Linked DNA regions of Homo sapiens: region 1 is linked to region 2. The links are chromatin contacts, found by Hi-C or POLR2A ChIA-PET in ENCODE. All regions are on one chromosome and are shown on one strand. The core of a region is the stretch at or near the end of the contact, and the rest is flanking DNA. Distances in the headings are between cores, read along the strand shown.

Region 1 (2,757 bases), core at 25-2,524, 480 kb before region 2:
AGATTACCCTCCAAAATGTGGGCAAGCCTCATCTGTTGAAGGTTTTAAGAGAAAAAGACTAAGGTTCCCAAAAAAATAAACTGCTTTTAGACTGCTTTCAGACTTGAGCTGCAACATCAACTCTTCCCTGAGTCTCCAGCCTACTGGCCTGCCCCCAAGAATTCAGACTTCCCAGACCTCATAATCTCACAACCCAATTCCTGAAAATCAACCAACTAATCCATTTCTTTCTCTCTCCATTCTGTTTCTCTGGAGAAGCCTGAGGCCTGCAACTGCCTTCCTTTCCTGTCTCACTGTCCCATTTCCTTACTGGTACCTCTTGGGATCATTTGTGTATCAACCACATGCACTCAGATCCTTGACCCAGGCTCTGTTTTGGGGAGAACCCATATTAACACAGGGTAAGTAAGGAAAAGCAAATAAATTCAACCTGCAACGTGTGCCAAGCACTGTGCTAGATAATTTACAAACACCAACTTTACTCCTCCAAAGTTTCATCTCACTGCAGAAGTACTGATCCGGAAGTACTGATCTCTTGCAACTCAAGGAAGAGAGAAACAACCCACAGTTCACAGAAACTGAGCTGAGGACAAGGCAACTGCTGCTCCTCTCCAGCGGGGTGTGTGCATGCCAGCACATTAAACTTTCAGATTTCTCTAAAATGTTAAAACATACAATCACAGACATACCGCATTATCCAATTCACCAAGTGCAATCATTCTGGAAGCATTTCATCTCTAGAACTGCCTAATTAGTACTTTTCCTTGATTTAAATTTTGACATTTTAAATTACCCCAAAGGAAATTACTTCTACATCAGACTGTCTCCTCTAGAAGAAAGCAAGAGTCACAACGAGAGACCCTGCCTGAGGAGGCAAGAAGAAATGCTGACCACTCATTCCAAAGCCCTGAGCGGAACTGGCAGTTTTACCAGCACCCACTGGTAAAGGGTCTGGTGGAAAGGGAAGCAGAGGACATGTCTGGGAAGCAGCCGATCAGCTGCCCGGGCTCCGCGGTCAGGGCCCTGGGAAGGTGGGTGGATCAGGCTGTCCAAGTTGCCCACAGCCGGCCATGAGGTAAGCCAGCCTGGCCAGCCCCTGTCTGTCCCTGGGAGGCTGCTAGTTCTGATTAGGGCCTGCTCCAACAGCACATTTCACATCTTTAGGTTTTTCCTTCTGGCAGCTTGTGTCCCTGCCATGTCGAATGATGTCATGGTGATGGAAAAGCTGATCAGCCCCGAGTAATACTTTCAGCCACCTCCCTGCCCTGCCCCCGGCTGCTTCCCGAGGAGCCCCCCTGCACGGGCCTGGGCCAGGAGGGAGCCAGCTGTCTCTCATCAACTCTAGCTCTGGTCTCTCCCAGCAAGTTTTGATTAATTCCTGCTCTCCGTCAGAACAAGATTTCAGCTGTGAAATTCTAACAAATTCTCCTTCCCGAGTTTCAGGCTAACCATGGAAACACAGGAGCACTGGGTCAGAGTGCAAAATGCAATCACTCAGAGAGCGCCCCTTCCTGGTTTTCGTTTCACACTCTGGTGAAAGCCCAGAACTGCCAGCTTGATTCCCAGCCTCCAGAGATTGACAAGCAAGTTTAGGCTTCAGCCTGGCCAGTGAGTAGGTACAAGCACCGTCCACGGGTGAGGGGCAGGGTCCCCTTGGGCAAAGCATTCACCACCTTCACCTATGCTAGCCAGGAGGCTCCAAGGGGCCACAGGCTGTTCCCAGGCCAAGAATGAAGTGATGAATAATACTATTAGGGACAGGAAGAACTCCTATTTTAAAGTGCTTTATGAAATACGTTGTAAACCTGCTCCTGGAGGAGCCCACAGTCGGAGTGAGAAGTCTGTGTCTGTCTGTGTCCCAGTGCTAAGCACAGTGCATGCCACACAAGGGGCCCGGAGCTCATCTAGAAAAGCCAGCAAGAGAGCAGCTGGTTGTTTTTGTCCCGTCTGCCTGCCCCCCTCCCACTAGAATGCCAGCTCCATGAGGGCAAGGACTTTGCCTGTCCTGCTCACTGCTCCGTGCCCCAGGATAAGCAGGGTGTCTGGCACTCTGTAGGACCTTAATTATTATTGTTTGATTGAATGACCCAACAGGGATTCAGCAACTCAATGTAACTGGATGCTTGCTGTGCTGGTTTATGAAGCTGTTGTCCTCAGCTCCAACCCACCCTTCTCTACCCTGCACTGTGACACTGGAGCTGGGACCCTGCAAACCTCACTTGTTTTGCCAGAGGCTTGCTGTGAGGCTCTGCTAATATGGAGCATCGGAGGGAGCCTGCAAGGCTGGAGAGGGCAAAGGAACTCGCTCCTTCCTCCCTGCTTCCTATTCCTAGCAGCTTATCCCAGCAACAGTTTCTCACGGCAGCTGGCCCCAACAGCAGTTAATTGTAGTTTTCAATTTTCCCCCCATTCTCCCAGAGCCAGCCTCATTGCACTCCCTCAGAGAGATCAGCAGCACCAGCCCCCTCCTCAGAGGTTCAGGTCCTAGCTCCGCAGGGCCCCTTCTCCAAGCTCATAGGTTCTGATAACCCCAAGGAAGTGGTTAACCCGAAGTATAACCTTGAACAGTGGTTCTCAAATTGAACCCATCTGGAGGCTTGTAAAAACACAGATGTGGGTCCCACCTTCAGAGTTTCTAGTCAGAATTTGCATATCTAATGAGATCCCAGGTGATGCTAATGCAGCTGGTCTGGGACCACACTTTGAGATCCACTGGTGCAGACCTGGAGGCGGCAGCTGCTTCCTGCAGTTACTCCC
Region 2 (2,759 bases), core at 6-2,505:
GAAAATTTCTTGAATGATTTTGTTACTGATTTTTTTCCCCTCCCATATGCTGTGTTCTCTATTTTGGAACTCCTATTCAGTCATTCAACAAATGTTGAGTGAGATTCTACTATTTAACATGCACTATTCTAGGCACTGGGATATTTCAGTGAATAAATTAGTTTAGAAAAAAAAAATTCCTGCCTGAGAGGCATTCTAGTAGGAAGACATCAGACAATATTATATGATATGTTAGAAGGTTTGTGTGAATGCATTTATTATATGTGTTTCTCTGGCTACTTACAGCAGCATAGGGGCAGGCATGGAGTGGGTAGAGAGCTAGATTTTACTAGGACAGTATTAATGGGGCAGGAGAGGTGAGGGAGTATGTAAGAAAATGATTATAATGATGGACCTTGAAATTAAACTGGATGAAGAGGATTCGGGAGATATTCAGGAACACATCAAGGTATAGTAGAAAGAAGATGTAATCTGTAGATTAGTGGTACCAGTGTGGTTGAAGGGTTGTTGGAATTCGGGTCTAGAGAGAATGACCTGGAAAGATGAGGAATAGTGGTTAGAGAGAGGATACATGGAACTAAATTGTGTAGGGATTACAATTGTCTAATGATGAGATCTGGTATATGACTGTGGGAGTGAGTAGCTGAGGGCAAGAAGGGATAGATAGCAAGATCCTTGGAAGGGAGGTGGGTTAGTCCATTTTTTGCTTCGCTATAAAGGAATACCTGAGGCTGGGTAATTTATAAAGAAAAGATGTTTGACTGGGCACAGCAGCTCATGCCTGTAATCCCAGCACTTTTGGAGGCTGAGGCAGGTGGTTGAGGTCAGGAGTTGAGACCAGCCTGGCCAACATGGTGAAACCCCAACTCTACTAAAAATATACAAAAATTAGCCGGGCATGGTGGTGGGTGCCTGTAGTCCCAGCTACTTGGGAAGCTGAGGCAGGAGGGAGGTGGAGGCTGCAGTGAGCCAAGATTGCGCCACTGCACTCCAGCCTTGGGTGGCAGAGTGAGACTTTGTCTCAAAAAAAAAAAAAAGGAAAAAAGAAAAAGAAAAAGAAAAGAGGTTTAAACTGGCTCATGGTTCTGCAAGCTGTAGAGGAAGTATGTTGTCAGCATCTGCTCAGCTTCTGAGCTCAGTTTCCTGAGGCCTCAGGCCAGGCTGGTCTTGAACTCCTGACCTTAGGTGATCCACCCACCTCGTCCTCCCAAAGTGCTGGGATTACAGGCATGAGCCACCGCGCCCAGCCAGCCTCAGGAAACTTCTCATCACGGCGGAAGGTGAAGGGGCAGCAGGCACGTCATATCTCGAGCGGAAGCCAGAGAGAGTGGGGAGGTAACATACACTCTTAAACAACCAGATCTTGTGTGAACTACCAGAGCGAGAACTCACTCATCACCAAGGGAATGGTGCAAAGCTATTCATGAGGGATCTGCCCCATGACCCAGATACCTCCTGCCAGGCCCCACCTTCAGCACTGGGGAATACATTTCAACATGAGATTTGGAGGGGACAGACATCCAAACCGTAAGAGGAGATATACCAGAAATTGAGAGATCATTTGTAAGGGAGATCCTCTACTTAGATGTACATTGAAATTGCCAAAAATTAAGACAGGAATAGTCTAGAGGGAGTGCAAGTTGGGAGCTATTTAATAAATGGTGATGAAGGAATGGGATTTTGGCAATGATAAGTAGTTAGTGTATATAATTTGAAGAGACGAGATTAAGACCTGGGACTTTTAGGGAAGATGGAGGGAAAATACCAGCAAGGAAAGCAAGAGGACACCTATTCCATTTCTAGATTCAGTGGTAGGAAGCTGTGGAAGTACAAAAAAAAAAAGGGCCGGGCATGGTGGCTCATGTCTGTAATCCCAGCACTTGGGGAGGCCAAGGTGGGTGGATGACTTGAGGTCAGGAGTTCAAGACCAGCCTGGCCAACATGACGAAACCCCATCTACTAAAAATACAAAAATTGGACGTGGTGGCATGCACCTGGAATCCCAGCTACTCGGGGGGCTGAGGCAGGAAAATCGCTTGAACCCGGGAGGCGGAGGTTGCAGTGAGCTGAGATCATGCCACTGCACTCCAGTCTGGGCCACAGAGCGAGACCCTGTCTCAAACAAACAAACAAAACAAAACAAAACAAAACAAAAACAGTGTTTGAGAGAGCTGCAGAAGCAGCAGGAGAGGGTTATCAGAGCACGAGGGTAAAGGGGGGATGCTCAGAAAAGACTGAGGACAGAGGGTGTTTGCTGATGATGGACTGATAATTCTAGAGGGCCCAGTGGAAAAGTTTCAGGCATTGGGAAAGGTTAGGAGATGAAGGTTAGTGGTCGTACAGACCCTTGTGAGGAAGACTGCAGAGGAAGGATATGACCCTTTGTGAGATGCACATAAATAGGAATGATGGAGATACTGAGATTTGTCCTGGTTCCCTCAAGGCAGCTAATGATGGTGACCCTGTGTGTTGAAAGGGCAGAGGTGCCTGGGAAGTATAGAGTTAGTCCCAATATAGAGCTTACCCTTTTCCCATTGGGGAGTGGCAAACTTAATCTTAGTGCAGAGGCCTCCCTTTGACCCCTGTTGGTGGAGTTAAGGACAGCTGGGGAAGCCATCTCTATGTATCCAATTATTATTATTATTATTTTTTTTTTTTTTGAGACAGAGTCTCGCTCTGTCACCAGGCTGGAGTGCAGTGATGTGATCTCCACTCACTGCAACCTCCACCTACCAGGTTCAAATGATTCTCCTGCCTCA

Evidence for each region. A loop is a pair of places that touch in the nucleus more often than their neighbours do. ChIA-PET counts read pairs that join two places held with the same protein, here RNA polymerase II (POLR2A).
Region 1: a map of Calu3 shows a loop between it and region 2 (6-fold over the local background). The contact joins two enhancer-like sites. A Hi-C loop is called at or near these places in 1 of 168 maps with a recorded cell type or tissue (Calu3). POLR2A ChIA-PET finds 5 or more read pairs at or near these places in 2 of 52 experiments (H1 and WTC11).

The regions. Positions count from the first base shown.
Region 1 is chr3:37,536,873-37,539,629 of GRCh38, reverse strand. All of the region lies in intron 14 of ITGA9 (integrin subunit alpha 9), which reads right to left. Among named protein-coding and RNA genes, the nearest start is that of ITGA9, 86 kb to the right of the region's middle. RefSeq lists an enhancer at 1,191-1,692. Within about 2 kb of position 1,274, at least 7 of the 41 ENCODE cell types and tissues checked have a DNase peak (open chromatin) inside an H3K27ac peak, as active enhancers do.
Region 2 is chr3:37,059,687-37,062,445 of GRCh38, reverse strand. All of the region lies in intron 24 of LRRFIP2 (LRR binding FLII interacting protein 2), which reads left to right. Among named protein-coding and RNA genes, the nearest start is that of MLH1, 68 kb to the right of the region's middle. Within about 2 kb of position 1,255, at least 2 of the 41 ENCODE cell types and tissues checked have a DNase peak (open chromatin) inside an H3K27ac peak, as active enhancers do.